2 separate regions of the Mus musculus genome follow, and region 1 is linked to region 2. The links are chromatin contacts, found by Hi-C or POLR2A ChIA-PET in ENCODE. All regions are on one chromosome and are shown on one strand. The core of a region is the stretch at or near the end of the contact, and the rest is flanking DNA. Distances in the headings are between cores, read along the strand shown. Region 1 holds the start of Lpar5 (lysophosphatidic acid receptor 5). Region 2 holds the start of Grcc10 (gene rich cluster, C10 gene).

What was found. A loop is a pair of places that touch in the nucleus more often than their neighbours do. ChIA-PET counts read pairs that join two places held with the same protein, here RNA polymerase II (POLR2A).
Region 1: a loop to region 2 is called in a map of v-Abl transformed pro-B cells, with 1.9 times the contacts of the local background. The contact joins the promoter of Lpar5 here to the promoter of Grcc10 in region 2. A Hi-C loop is called at or near these places in 1 of 37 maps with a recorded cell type or tissue (v-Abl transformed pro-B cells). POLR2A ChIA-PET finds 5 or more read pairs at or near these places in 3 of 5 experiments (all embryonic stem cell).

The regions. Positions count from the first base shown.
Region 1 is chr6:125,063,425-125,070,749 of GRCm38, reverse strand. It overlaps Lpar5 (lysophosphatidic acid receptor 5), which reads right to left and starts at 2,830. Exons shown (of 2, transcript NM_001163269.2): 1 at 2,774-2,830.
Region 2 is chr6:124,737,087-124,744,538 of GRCm38, reverse strand. Grcc10 (gene rich cluster, C10 gene) reads left to right here and starts at 3,470. Exons shown (of 3, transcript NM_013535.2): 1 at 3,470-3,619; 2 at 3,844-4,020; 3 at 5,126-5,356. The coding sequence starts at 3,568. The coding sequence ends at 5,277. It overlaps Rnu7 (U7 small nuclear RNA), which reads left to right and starts at 3,253; the gene lies at 3,253-3,314. It overlaps Atn1 (atrophin 1), which reads left to right. Exons shown (of 10, transcript NM_007881.4): 8 at 648-791; 9 at 1,129-1,309; 10 at 1,434-1,995. The coding sequence ends at 1,467. It also overlaps a transcript of Ptpn6 not described here.

The DNA of each region.
Region 1 (7,325 bases), core at 1,581-4,080, 330 kb before region 2:
CTGCACAGCCAAGTTCAGACCATGCAAGAAATCTATGTATGAATAAATAAATTAAAAAATAAATAGGGGGCTGGTGAGATGGCTCAGTGGGTAAGAGCATCCAACTGCTCTTCCGAAGGTCTGAAGTTCAAATCCCAGCAACCACATGGTGGCTCACAACCACCCGTAATGAGATCTGAGCCCTCTTCAGGTGCGTCTGAAGACAGCTACAGTGTACTTACATAGAATGAATGAATGAATGAATGAATGAATGAATGAATGAATAAATAAATAAATAAATAAATAATGCATGCCCAGGGTGGTGGTGCACATTTTTCTACATAGTGAGTTCAGGGCAGCAGAGTTAATTACATGGTAAGACTTTCTAAACAAAAGGTGTGCTCTGGACCTCTCTTGCCAGTCAGCTTCCCCTGAGACTGAGGGCCAAGGAAAGATGGAAGGTCTGTGCTCTGGGGAATCCAGAGTGAGGTTGCCCAGCCTAGAGGGAGCTAGAGTCTCTGGGGTCACCAGAAAGAGATTAGAGGCTTCCCATGTATGCCCCAGGTGGCAAAGATAGCCATCCTGTGGTTTCTGGCCCAAGTATAGCTGTTTAGTCAAGGGGTCACCTTTCTGACCAGGGCTGCCCTGCTCTCTGACCAAAATTCTGATTTCAGCCTCTCTGCACCAGAGCCTTTCTCGCCCCGACTTCCAACATCACCCTCACCTCCCTGTCTCGCTCTTGCACATGCACAGTGATTCCCTTCCCTGCGTCTGGCCAGCTCTCCCCAGTGAGCCTTCCCTCTCCTCTCCTACTTCTCTCTTGCTCCCTGAGGTAGGGTTTCACAGATCTCTTACTGACTTGGAATTCGTGACCAGTCTCCTGCCTCAGGCTCCAGGCGTGTTGGGCATATGCTCATCCTTCCAAATACTGGTGTGGGAAAATGTCCCAGAGCTCAGTGGTTAGCTCCCCTGATGTGTAGCTGACAGCTTACCCACCTCTCTCTCCACCCTACCTTCCAAAGCTGGAAAAACAGGAAACAAAGTTCCAACCCAAAAAAAAAAAAAAAAAAACCCAACAACACAGTCACTGCCATAGGTCCAGCTGAGTGCTGAGCTGTGAGCTGTGCCCTGTGTGTGTCTTACCCTTGCTTCAGGCTTAACAGGTCCTGCCCACTCCGAATAATCTCCTGGAGCCTTTTAGGCTGGGTGACCTTACTCTGAACTTCCACCATACCACCGGACTCAGAGGTCCACACCCTTGTATTTTTTTATGCCGGAGATGAACCCAGAGCCTTGTGCACACCAGGCAGATCAAATGCTTGGCCTCTCAGCTACATAAATATTCTCAACAGTTCCCTCTTTTTTGCTGTCTCCTCCTTGGCTGCTATATTATCATTATTATTATTATTATTGTTGTTGTTGTTGTTGTTTATGCTTCTGGACAAAAAAAGGTCTCTGTGCCAGTGGGCTACGCACTGAGAACAGCAGGGTAGGAAGAACTAACGGCATCAGACAGCACAGATTGAGCTAGTGTTAGTGTCTCTTGCTGTTTGGGAAGTGAGGGGGTCACAGTTCCTCACTTCCCAGCCCCCCAGGGCTATGACTTCAGTTTACCATAAGTGAAGAGTTCTGGAAACAGAAGTCTATGTGTCCCTTTCTTGTCACTGAACACCCATAACCATAGGTAGTAGGCAGGCAGTGGCCTGCACCGGTATGGCAAAAGTCCCAGACAGCCTTCCCTGGATTCCCAAATATGCACAATGGCTCATTTCCTCTCCTAGTTGCTCATCAGCCATTCTGTCAAAGCCATGGGGACAGAGAGACCATGCAGCCTGACACCTTTCTGTTACATATGAGCATTTCAGGTTGGAGTAGGGCAGTGCTTCCTCAAGACCCATTAAAATATACCTGGAAGGGCTGGGGTAGCTCAGTGGTAGAATAGCATTCACAAGGGTTTAATCTCTAGCACAGCCCAAAATAGATGAAATAGATCTGAGCTCACACTATAGTTTCATCGTGGCTCACACGTATAGTTTCAACTAGCAGGAAAGCTGACAGGGCAGGGGTGTCCGTGGAGGTTAGGAGTTGAAGACCATGCTAGAAAGCATAATGAGACCTCACTCATCCAAAAGGGTCGGGAAACTGGGGATTGAGCTCGGCCGGTAGAGTGCTTGCCTAGCACGACCTAGGTTTAACCTCCAGCACTTGCATAAACTTGATGCCTGTAACCCCAGGGCTCCAGGGAGAGGCTTCAGGAGTTCAAGGTCCTCCTTGGCTATGTACAGATTTTGAGGCCAACCTGGGCTACATCTCAAAAAGGGGAGGGAACTCAGTGGTAGGGCAAGTGCTTATTAGCATATAGGGCAGTCCATCTCCAGCACCAAATAACAAAATAAAACATACCTTGGTAGCTCGAGTAAGATGCCTTTACCAGTAAACTCTTTAGCCAATTTTACTCAGAGCAGCTCCGTGTCTTCCAGAACAGGACCTGGCCCTGCAGGATGAGTGGGCTTGAGGGGAGCAGACCTCAGGGTCAGCATGAAAACAGGAGTCTAAAGTTTTAGGGCAAGACCCTAAGGTGGCCCACAGTGAGGCTTCAGCCCATCAGGTGTCTCAGGCATGTTGGCTGCCTCTTCAGGCTCCTATGGACAGATCTGTCCACATGGGGCAGCCCCGTTTGCCTTTTCACTGTATCTAAAAGGATTTCCCAGAGCCTACGGCCCACCTACATTCTCCATCCTCACCAATGTCCCCCACTTCTGGTGGTCCAGCCCCATTTGTCACCTCCCCATACCTGTGATCGGTTGCTCTTCCTCTGCCGCTGCCCCAAGCCTGCTTCCGCTGACACTCTGGGCTGGGTTGGGCTGAGCTTCCCTGGTAGGACCTGCTCCTGGGCGGGCCTGACACACCCACCTTACAGATCTCAGAACATCCCTCCCAGCTCCTGCACTCACCCAACCAACCCCACAGAGTCAAAGAGCTTTGACCACAGACACCTTCGCAAACAGGTCAGAGAAGCAAGCTCTAAAAGCCGGTGAAAATCCAACCTTACCCCAGTCACCTAACTCTGCAACTATGGCTCCCAGATGTGCAGTTTCCGGGAACTCTCTCTGCGGCACACCCACCCACTGATACCTGATGACTAACACACACACACACACACACACACACACACACACACACACACACACATCATGATGTTCTCACCTGTCTCCTCCCTGCCTGTCTCTCTTCCTCTCTTGGGTCAGCTAGGTGGTTTAGCAAAAGTGGCTCGTGGTTGTAGCTTCCCCTGCCTGGGGCCTGTTGGTCAGCCAAGGGTTCTCCCTCCTTGCCTGCCTACCAGCACACACCCAGTTCCTCCATCAGAGCAGTTGCCTGACTGGATGCTTCCTCCTCTCCCTCTGTCTGCCTCAGGCTGGGAGCTCCTGGAGGTAGGGGGCTTGTGGTGGTCTCTGTCTGCTCTTCAGGCTGAGCATAGCCCTTCAATGCATATTAGTTAGCAAAGACGGATCTTTTGGAGATAGCTGACAAAGGTATTGTGGTTAAATGAGTTTGACCAACCCTGGATAAAAATCAACGTGAATATTCTGCTGAGTGATAAGCCATGGGTTGATCACTCCTGAAGGCTGGAGGGTGCGTTATACTAGCTGTGGTTTTTTTTCCTTTGTGATGACTGAATATAAGATCTCGTGTATGAGCCGGGCGTGGTGGCGCACGCCTTTAATCCCAGCACTCGGGAGGCAGAGGCAGGCGGATTTCTGAGTTCGAGGCCAGCCTGGTCTACAAAGTGAGTTCCAGGACAGTCAGGGCTACACAGAGAAACCCTGTCTCAAAAACACCAAAAAAAAAAAAAAAAAAAAGATCTCGTGTACGCTAAGCAAATGCTCTGGCACCCAGTCGTACACCCGGGTCTACTGGTTTTGCTTTGTTTTTTGTTTTTGTTTTTTTTTTTAAAGATTTATTTATTTATTATATGTAAGTACACTGTAGCTGTCTTCAGACACTCCAGAAGAGGGCGTCAGATCTTGTTACAGATGGTTGTAAGCCACCATGTGGTTGCTGGGATTTGAACTCTGGACCTTCGGAAGAGCAGTCAGGTGCTCCTACCCACTGAGCCATCTCACCAGCCCCTGGTTTTGTTTTTTAAATTGGGTATTTATTTCATTTACATTTCCAATGCTATCCCAAAAGTCCCCCACACGCTCCCCCACCCACTCCCCCACCCACCCACTCCCACTTCTTGGCCTTGTCGTTCCCCTGTACTGAGGCATATAAAGTTTGCACGACTAATGGGCCACTCTTTCCACTGATGGCCAACTAGGCCATTTTCTGATTCATATGCAGCTAGAGACAGGAGCTCCAGGGGGGTACTGGTTAGTTCATAATGTTGTTCCACCTATAGGATTGCAGATCCCTTTAGCTCCTTGGGTATTTTCTCTAGCTCCTCCACTGGGGGCCCTGTGGTCCATCCAATAGCTGACTATGACCTGGGTCTACTGTTTAGAGCAAGTTTCAACATCTCTCTTTATGTATCTCTGGCTACCTTTGAACTCACTATGTAGATAAGGCTGGCCTCAAACTTAAAGACATCCTCCTGCCTCTGACTCCCGAGTGCTGCGATTAAAGGCGTGTACCGCCACTGCCACCTGGTTTAAAAGGAATTTTATGCTACAGAGAACCACAATTAATCACAATGCAAAGATCAACTGTTGCTGGTGTACCCTACAATATACCTCCTGCAGGTTCGGGGAACATCTCCAAAGAGGGGCAGAAAGACTGTAAGAACCTGAGAAACAGGAAGTAGAAATGACAGGATGTTTCCCTGTCACCCATTGTACCTCGGCAGACATGGCTGCCTAAATAAGAGCTGAATAGTATCACCACCAGTAGGTGGATGGATCACCAGGGCTCCCACCTCTAGATAAAGAACTGCTGTCCCAGGGATGAGGCCCGTAATTGCCTAACCACTGCCAAAACCCTTGACACTGTATGCACACAAGCAATGCTGAATGAACTCAGCAGGTTGTATATGTAGTGTGTGTGTGTGTGTGTGTGTGTGTGTGTGTGTGTAAAAATAAGTCAAAGAAAAAGGCCAATTTGGGGCTGGTGAGATGGCTCAGTGGGTAAGGGCACCCGACTGCTCTTCCGAAGGTCTGAAGTTCAAATCCCAGCAACCACATGGTGGCTCACAACCACCCGTAATGAGATCTGGTGCCCTCTTCTGGTGTATCTGAAGACAACTACAGTGTACTTACATATAATAAATAAATAAATCTTTAAAAAAAAAAAAAAAAAAAAAAAAAAAGAAAAAGGCCAATTCATTAATTTGAGAGGGAGTGAGGAGGAGACATGGGAGAAATCAGAGAGAGGGACAGGAGGAAGGGGAGAAATTAACTTATTATATTTTAATTAAAATAAATAGAAATTGAAAATGTATGTGTGTGTGAGGATCTCTGTGTGCAAGGTGCTTGGTGCCAGTGCTTGTGAAGGCCAGAAGATGGCATTCAATCTTCAGGAACTGAAGTTACAGATGGTTGTGAGTCATCAGACATGAGTGCCAGGAACCGAACCTGGGTCTCCTGCAAGAGCAGAAACTGTCCCTAACCTCTGAGCCTTCTCTCTGTCCATACAATTGTTTCCTTGGTTTTTTTTCTGAGATGTGGTCTATTACATAGCTCTATCAGACCTGGAACCTGCTCCATTGACCCAGCTGAGCTGGAACTCACAGAGATCTGCCTCTGCTTCCCCAGAGCTGGGGTTAAAGATGAGCATCACCACACTTGGACTCATTTATTTATTTAAAAAAAAAAAAAAAAAGACAGGGTCTCAAGCCCCGTGATAGTGGCGCACGCCTTTAATCCCAGTACTTGGGAGGCAGAGGCACTCAGATCTCTGTGAGTCTGAAGCCAGCCTGGTCTACAGAGTGAGTTCCACTACAGCCAGGGCTACACAGAGAAACCCTGTCTCAAAAAAAAACCCAAAAAAACCAAAAAACCAAAAACCCCAAAAATCAAAGACAGGTCTCGTGTAGCCCAGGATGTCTTCTCTGTACCTCTCAAGTGTTGGGATCCCAGGCATATGCCATCACACAGAATTTTATGAACGCATGTATGTGTGTTTGCATGCGTGTGTGTGTGTGTGTGTGTGTGTGTGTGTGTGTGTGTGTGTGTGTGTGCAAGGTGCAATCATGCCATTTACCTGTGTCAACACTATAGTGTCTGTTCTCACCTCCCCCCACCCCACCCCACCCCACCCCACCCCACCCCACCCGTTGCATGGGTTCTGGGCTTTTGACTTAAGACACCAGTCCTGCTCAGTACATGATTTTATTTGCTAAGCAAGCTCTTTAGCTCCCCACAATTAGCCCCCCTTTTTAGAGGAAGGGTCTCATGGAAACCCAAGTTGACCTTAAACCAAGAGGCTAGGGATGACCTTGAATTTCTTATCTTTTAACCTCCACTTCCCAAGGGCTGAAATTAAAGGCTTGCACCACCTACCCCACGCCTTGTCCATGCCGGGAAAGCACAATATCTAGTGAGCCACACCTCCCCAACTGCAAGTACTGTTTTGTTTGAGTTAAAACTTTGTTAAGGACTGCAGTGGTTTGAACAGGTTTGGCCCCATAGACTACGGTGTTTGAAAGGTTGGCCCACAGGGGTGGCACTATTAGGAGGTGTGGCCTTGTTGGAGGAAGTGTGTCACTGTGGGGGGTGGACTTTGAGCTCTCCTATGCTCAAGTTCTGTCCGGTGTGGAATCATTCTCCTCCTGGCTGCCTTTGAATCAAGATTTAGAACTCTCAGCTCCTCCCGCACCATGTCTGCCTGCACATTGCCATGCTACCCGCCATGAGGATGATGGACTAAAAACCTCTGAACCTGTAAGCCAGCCCCAATTATATGTTGTCCTTTGTAAGCATTGCCTTAGTCATGGTGTCCCTTCCCAGCAATGAACCCCTAACTGAGACAATGACTGTTGGCCTAGAGAAGAGACTCTGCCAGACTCTGCCGTTTCCTCGGGCTACACTGAGTGTGCAAATTATCCAAGAGCAGTGCCAAAGGCAACACTTCAAAGTGCTTCATCATTGAGACCATCTGGCAAAGCGGTCATCGTCAAGGACTTTCGAGCCCCGGGATGTAGTTCCTCTCTCCTAACAGAGGGAAATGGCAGGCTATGTCATATTTTTCTGGGGTTGGCCTTGGCCTTGAAAATCCCCCATTCACATGAGAACACATGGAGCCCAGAGCTTCAGAGATGAAGACCCTGAACACCCTCATGGCCCTCCTAACCCCTCGGATGCCAGCCCTTTAGGTGCAGCTCCTTGACTGCTTAGGCCTCCTGTGGTGAT
Region 2 (7,452 bases), core at 2,221-4,720:
GATAACAGATCAACATGGAGCCTTTGGAAGAACCACCTTCCTTTCTTATGTTCATACCCTCTCCGTGCCCTTCACACATCGATGTGCTTGTTTCTCTGTATACAGAGCTTGTTTGGTGTCAGCGTCTCCTTTTCCTTACATCTCGGAGTCTTCTGTATTTCTGCCCATCTGTAGATTTAGAACTTTTTAGGGAAGTCCATGAAACTTAGCCATAGGCAATAATGAGCTTATATACTGTTTTATATACTGTAGTTTATAGCCCAGAACACTGCCCGGCTGGCCTTAAGCAATTCAACTCCGGGCATTTTTAGGCATCACAGTCTGCTCATGTTCACACCAGCTCCTAATAGTTCTCCCTGATACATTTCTTAAACTTAAGAAAGAAGTGTTTCCTAAACTTACCCTTCATCTTTTCTGAGGAGTCCAGTCTTTTCTTTGCTTCTCTGCTCTGTAATATCCTGTCTTCAGTCTTCCGTGTCTCTTCTCCAGCTGCTCTGTCATCTCAGAGGGTCTAGCTCCTCTCTCCCACCTTGGTTCTGCTTTGGATCCTTGTGTCTGTCTCTTCACAAGCTAGATCCCTCCACCCCAGTGCATAGTTGTCCCCAACCCTGCCTCCTGGTGACACCTTCCTCTTCTCTGCCCTCCAGCCTCTGCCTCGGTGCACCCTCTCATTGACCCCCTGGCCTCAGGGTCTCACCTTACCCGGATCCCCTACCCAGCTGGGACCCTCCCCAACCCCCTTCTTCCTCACCCTCTGCACGAGAACGAAGTTCTTCGTCACCAGCTTTTTGGTAAGGATGGAGGAGGGGAGGCGTACGTGAGGGAAGACCAGAACAGAGGAACTCGGGGGGGTAGAAGGGCCAAATGGAGTTTGGAGAGAGATGTGAGCAGCTAAGATAGAAACGGAGACCTGAGGCCCTTCTAAAGGAGCCTCAAGAGCTAGGGCTCGTTCCCTTCTAAAGGAGCCTCAAGAGCTAGGGCTCGTTCCGTTCCACCACAGGCCGACAGATAGAGCATAGGCTAGGTGCTGTAACTTTGCATTTTAGCCTCAGCTTCCTCTGTCTGTCTGGAACGTTGGCTGACTGTCCCCATCCAGCAGTCATTTACTCCTGTGCCTTCTTCTCACAGCTGCCCCTTACCGGGACCTGCCGGCCTCCCTTTCTGCTCCAATGTCAGCGGCTCATCAGCTGCAGGCCATGCACGCGCAGTCAGCTGAGCTGCAGCGCTTGGCGCTGGAACAGCAGCAGTGGCTACATGCTCATCACCCATTGCACAGCGTGCCACTACCTGCCCAGGAAGACTACTACAGGTACTCCAGGTTGCCCCCAGAGCACAAGGGGAAGTGGGTTCTGGGCATGGTCCAACAGGACACCGAGCCCTTGGGAGGGGAAGCCCCCTTTCTCAGTCTCATCTCTGCATTGCCTCTTATCTAGTCACCTGAAGAAGGAGAGTGACAAGCCGCTGTAGAGCTGCGATCCAGACAGCACCCACTGCTCCTTCATCCAGACCTTGGAGGACCACCCCAACCTTTTGACCCCACCCCACCCCCAGCCGAGGAGAGGGTGCTGCCCGCTTGCAGAGCTCCTGCAGCTGGGTAGAGGGAGGGAGGGAAGAAGGGACAGACAAGGTCAGGGCCCGGGGTTGTGTGCAGAGGTGGGAAGTGGCAAGGGTGGGGGCAGAAAGTGCACAGTATCTTGGACCAGGTCCCTCCTCCTATCCCCTGCTTTTCTTCTCCTCTATGCCGAATCCTTGGTGGCCACTGCCCCTCCCCTAACCCATTGGTGTGATTTTTTTCATCTGTTAGATGTGGCTGTTTTGCGTAGCATTGTGTGCTGCCCCGCCCCATCCCTGTGTGTGCACCCCCTCCCTCGGCGATATGTGCCCTTACCCGTCCCACATTAATAATTTATATATATAAATATCTATATGATGCTCTTTAAAAAACATCCTGACCAAAACCAACCAAACAAAAACATCCTCACAGTTCCCCAGGAATATGTCTGTGACGTGTTTTTTATTTGGGGGAGGGTGGTTGCAGTGGGTAGGGTGTTGGGGTGGGTAGGGAGAGAGGTCTGGTTGTTGTAGGGGAAGTGGGAAGGGATGAATGGGGTTTTCTTATGGAAACTTAGGAGTTGGACAAGGCTCTTTTTTATTACTCATTTATTTTACAAGAGTCTTCATGCATACCAGAAGAGAATATCAAATCCCATTACAGATGGTTGTGAGCCACCAAGTGGTTGCTGGGAATTGAACTCAGGACACCTGGAAGAGCAGTCTGTGCTCTTAACCCCCTGAGCCATCTCTTTAACCTGACAAGGCTCTTCTTGATCTTGGATGCTCAGCTATACTTATGGGGTGCCCTGTCCTAGACCTTTAGATTGGGGAGTTCAGGCTCCTGAGGCCGTTCAGAGCAAGAATAGGCGCACAGCAAGCATAAGCAAATCTAAGACCTACTCAGCCCTTGGAAGTACATCACTGACATAATGTGCCACCAGAGTGCTCCAGAGACAGTTTCAGAGATCTGAATCCCTTCTCAGCATAGTTTATGATTTGAAACAGTTAAAGGTGTATAACATGGAGGCCAATAAGATTAGTATTTGTAAAAGATTTACTAATAGTTAGGTGTATGAGCTCATGTCTGCGCTTATGAATGCAAGGCCTCAAAAGAGACCAGAAGCTGTTGGGTCCCTGTAGCTTGGAGTTAGGGCAGTTAGGAATTGCCAAGCAGGGTGAGCCATCTTTGCAACCCCTCTATTTTTAATGAAGCAGGGCCATGGAGCCCAAGCTGGCCTTGAACTTCTCAGCTTTTGTGCTGGTATCACAGAAATGTGGCGCTATGCCCGGTCGGGCCTGATGTTCCAGAGTCTTTGCAGTGTGGGGAACTTGTAAGGATGAGACTACAAGACATCGGGCCACATCGCCTGCCACTACTTAAGTCCGATTCACTTCGGCTTTAGCTCCAAGCCTTTAATCTCGCGAAGCTCTTTTTTTTTTTTTAACAACATAGGAGCTGTGATTGGCTGTTTTCAGCCAATCAGCACTGACTCATTTGCATAGCCTTTACAAGCGGTCACAAACTCAAGAAACGAGCGGTTTTAATAGTCTTTTAGAATATTGTTTATCGAACCGAATAAGGAACTGTGCTTTGTGATTCACATATCAGTGGAGGGGTGTGGAAATGGCACCTTGATCTCACCCTCATCGAAAGTGGAGTTGATGTCCTTCCCTGGCTCGCTACAGACGCACTTCCGCAAGTGTTACAGCTCTTTTAGAATTTGTCTAGCAGGTTTTCTGACTTCGGTCGGAAAACCCCTCCCAATTTCACTGGTCTACAATGAAAGCAAAACAGTTCTCTTCCCCGCTCCCCGGTGTGTGAGAGGGGCTTTGATCCTTCTCTGGTTTCCTAGGAAACGCGTATGTGCTAGAGCCACGCTCTGAGACTTCCGCCTCGTGCGGTCCCGCTTCCTTTCTGCCTCCTCTGGCCTGCATCCGTGGGGGAGGTGGCTGGCTGCAGGGTTCTCCGGATCTCTTCTGTGTTCCCACTACTCAAGCACCGAGTGGCGTTCTATGGCGTCCGCCTCGGCTCAGCCCGCGGCCCTGAGCGCGGAGCAGGCCAAGGGTGAGGAAAGAGCCTAGTCTGGGTGTGGGCCGTCTTCTGGGGGGAGGGCGCGATACTATTCTTTGCCTCTCCAAGTGGGGCCCTTGCCCATTAGGGCGAAGGGTTGGGAGGACAAGCTTATCGGGTTGCTTGCAGGCCTCGGCCCACTAATTCCCTGCCTCTTCCCTCCTCTGGGCTCGCCCGCCGTCCTCCGCGGACCTCTCTGGGATGCTTCCGTCTCGCAGTGGTCCTGGCGGAGGTGATTCAAGCGTTCTCGGCCCCAGAGAATGCCGTGCGCATGGACGAGGCTAGAGACAATGCGTGCAACGATATGGGCAAGATGCTGCAATTTGTGCTGCCCGTAGCCACACAGATCCAACAAGAGGTTATTAAAGCCTATGGCTTCAGCTGCGACGGGGAAGGTGGGTCCCACAGGGCTTGGCAAAGGAATGGACTGGGGGTGGGACGCATGATGATGCCCCCCCCCCCCCCCGATCGATCTTTTTCTCGCCACAGGGCGGCAGTCACATCAAACATTGCCACTCACAGTTCAGGGACTAGACTTAAGCCCCGCCTGAAAAGTTATGGCTCTTGAAGCCAGGCATGGCCACAGTGGCCTTTCATCCCAGCATTTGAGAAGCAGAGGCAGGCAGGTCTCTGAGTTCAAGGCCAGCCTGGTATGTAGGGTGAGGAGTTCCAGGGTAGCCATGGCTATACAAAGAAAACCCTGTCTTGAAAAAACAAAAACCCACCAAACAAAAGTTCTGGCTCTAGAGTCCAAAGCCCTACATAGGCAAGTGTTTCTCCATGGCCCTCGAACTTCCCAGCTCTCCCCGAGTCAGGATCGCAGTAAGTTGCCCAGAATGGCCTTGAACCAGAGACCCACCTTTCTCAGCCTTTTGAGTAAGTGACAGGCTTGAGTCACTGGGCCCAGCTCTAACCTGAACTCTCTCGTGTACCTGAACTCTTTCTTGTCTGCCTTTTGGCTAATAGGTTTGGTGTGGCAGGTTGAGCCCTCTCTTCCCAAGGACAGTTGTTTATTAATTTTGTGTTTGTTTGTTTGTTTGTTTGTTTGTTAGCTAGCCAGGACTACCAGGGAGTCTCTTTCAAATCAGGCTGCTTGAGGCTAAGCTGCTGAACGTGGTTCACCCGAGACTGAAAACATAATGCTTTTTAATTTTTTGTTTGTTTGTTTGAGACAGGGTTTCTCTGTGTAGCCCTGGCTATCTTGGAACTCAATCTGTAGACCAGGCAGGCCTCGAACTCAAGAGACCCACCTACCTCTGCCTCCCGAGTGCTGGGATTAAGGGCAGGCCCAGCTGTTTTAGGGCTTTTTTATATTGCATCCAGTTGTGCCTAGTGAAAACCGGGGCGGGGTTGGTTGAAGCCATGCAGGACATGGGGGTGAATTGTCCTCTATTGCAGATGGCTGCCTGACGAAAGGAGATCTTCTGCTCTAGGGAGCCCCCTTGGCTGCCTCCACACACTGGTCCCCAGCAGTGTGGCTTGACTTGCTTCTGATTGCAGGTGTCCTTAAGTTTGCCCGCCTGGTCAAGTCTTATGAAGCCCAGGATCCCGAGATTGCCAGCCTGTCAGGCAAGCTGAAGGCCCTGTTCCTGCCACCCATGACACTGCCGCCCCATGGGCCTGCTTCTGGAAGCAGTGTGGCAGCCTCCTGAGATTGGTTCTCGTATGTGTGCTGCTGCTGTGGAGGCGGCCCTTGTGTTCCAGAGGATAATAAATGTACTTGTGACTAAACCTTTGTGTCAGTCATTTGTAGTCCTGATTACCCCCTCTTGTTGCCACCCAGCCGCCTCTAGCCTTTCCCCTCCTTTAGACCCTTTCTATCCTCTTCGCTGGGACCAACCCTGCTCTCATGAGACCTAGGGTGTGGGAGGCTAAGATGGGCCTCTTGGTACCCTGGGAGGTTTGCTCACAAAGGTGGCACCTCCTAGAGCAGCGGGCCCAGGCTCTTCTTTGGGCTCTCTGCTTTCCACTGTCAGAGAGGTACTCTTCCGAGGGCGGTCCCTTGGCTAGGGTTACTTCCTGGGCTTTGCTTCTACCCGCCCTCCTTCTGCTCCAGCAGTTTGAGCTCCAGGTAGAACAGCAGGTGGCTCCTCCCCTTCCCAGGGAAGTAGGCCTGGACAGGCCTGAAGCCTGCTGCACTCCTGCAGTCCTCTGGGGAATTTGGCCGTGGTGGGCGGGCGGACTCTGGCCAGCCCCGCCCCACCGTTCTTCTCTCAGAGACCTGTAATCCAGGGGCTTGGCCTCAGAGTCCCATTGGTTTGACAGGCTGGATAGAGGAGGAAGTGGCCAAGAAACGAAATATATTCTTCCTGAAGGTCTGGATCCCTGAACAGCTGTGCCACTCGATTGGCCCCGCCCCCGTCGCCCTTTGCCTGTGACTTCTCCCCACTCCTCCCGGGAGATGTTGTCCCGCGGGTAAGTCCCCTCCACCACTTGTGTGTGTCCCACAGACTCCTGTTTGTCTAGGTGGATGGACATTGTTCACACCCTCAACAAATATGCCTACAAAAATAGTCTACTCCCACTAATACCCCTGCCCTGGGTCCCCGTCCTGTCCCTGTGAACTCTCTCTCCTTACCACAAGATACAAGACCTCCAGGCTCATTTCCTCTGCCTCTTCCCCCGCCCCCACCCCAAATCTTTTCTTATTTTTAACCACTGGCCTGTGGTCCTCCTGCTTCTGCCTCTTGTCTAGGATCTCTTTCCCCCTTGTGTAGCTCGCATCACCTCAGACATGGCAGTCTGAGGGCACATTTGAGAAAGCTCTTCCATTCCTAGACACCCCACGTACCCCCACACACAGACAGTTTGGTTCTTTCACTGTTCCCCAAAGAAAGCAAACTTTGATAGATGAATGGTGAGCAGACATGGTGGACAGGTACTGATGACGATGTTTGTTGGTAATATGAATATGAGGCAGACATGATCTCTGCTTAGAGAGCAGGCATTCCAGCCAGAGATGACAGAGTGAATACACAGGCAATAACTAGGATTATTTCAGATGGCCGAAGCACTAACTAACTAACACGCAGGAAAAGAAGCAGCAAGTGATGTATTCTGGAGACATAATTGGCTGACAGGGAGGGCTTCCAGATGATGTTTGAGCTGAGCTGAGTGATGTCTGGGGACAAATGGGCAAAGGATAGTGTGTTCACCCAAGAAGAAAGCCATGGGCACCTTAGACTTCTGGTGGAGTTTGGGTAGTGAAGGCCCACTCAGAGAGTTCTGGTGACTTTGTGGGTGGTCTGTACAGGGGTCCTGCTGAGTTTGGCTTTTCATACTCATTCAATTCTTTCTGTGTACCCTCTTCCTCCGGTGTGTATCTCGTCCCTGCCGGCCCGGGGGTGGTGCCGAGACTTCCCATCTGCCTTGACAAGGAATCTCCCATTATAGAACCTTTCTTGGTTCTTTAACCTGGACTTGGAAGACCTCTGCTTCGGGGGTCCAGCCCCTGCATGCTTTGGTTCAGCTGCTTTGCTCTGCTTACACCGAACAACCCAAGTGCACGGTTTCCATGACACCTCTGTGTCTTGGTCCATCTGCCCGTGGGGGTGACCTGTATCCGCCATCTCCATCTCCAGGCTTTTCGGTACCCGGCAGCTCCTTAAAGCCTGATGGTGCAGTTGGCAAACAGATCTCTGGCCTCAGACAGCTTTGGGTTTTTTTCACCTTCCCACTCACTGGAACCTCGTGACTGTGGGCAAGTTACCGAATGAGCCTTCAGTTTTCACTTTTGTTTCTAAACTTGGGATAGTCACATCACGAGTAAACAGGATTGTCATGCTACAATAACAGCGATACAGTTGTCTCAGCTGGGAAGAGTGGTG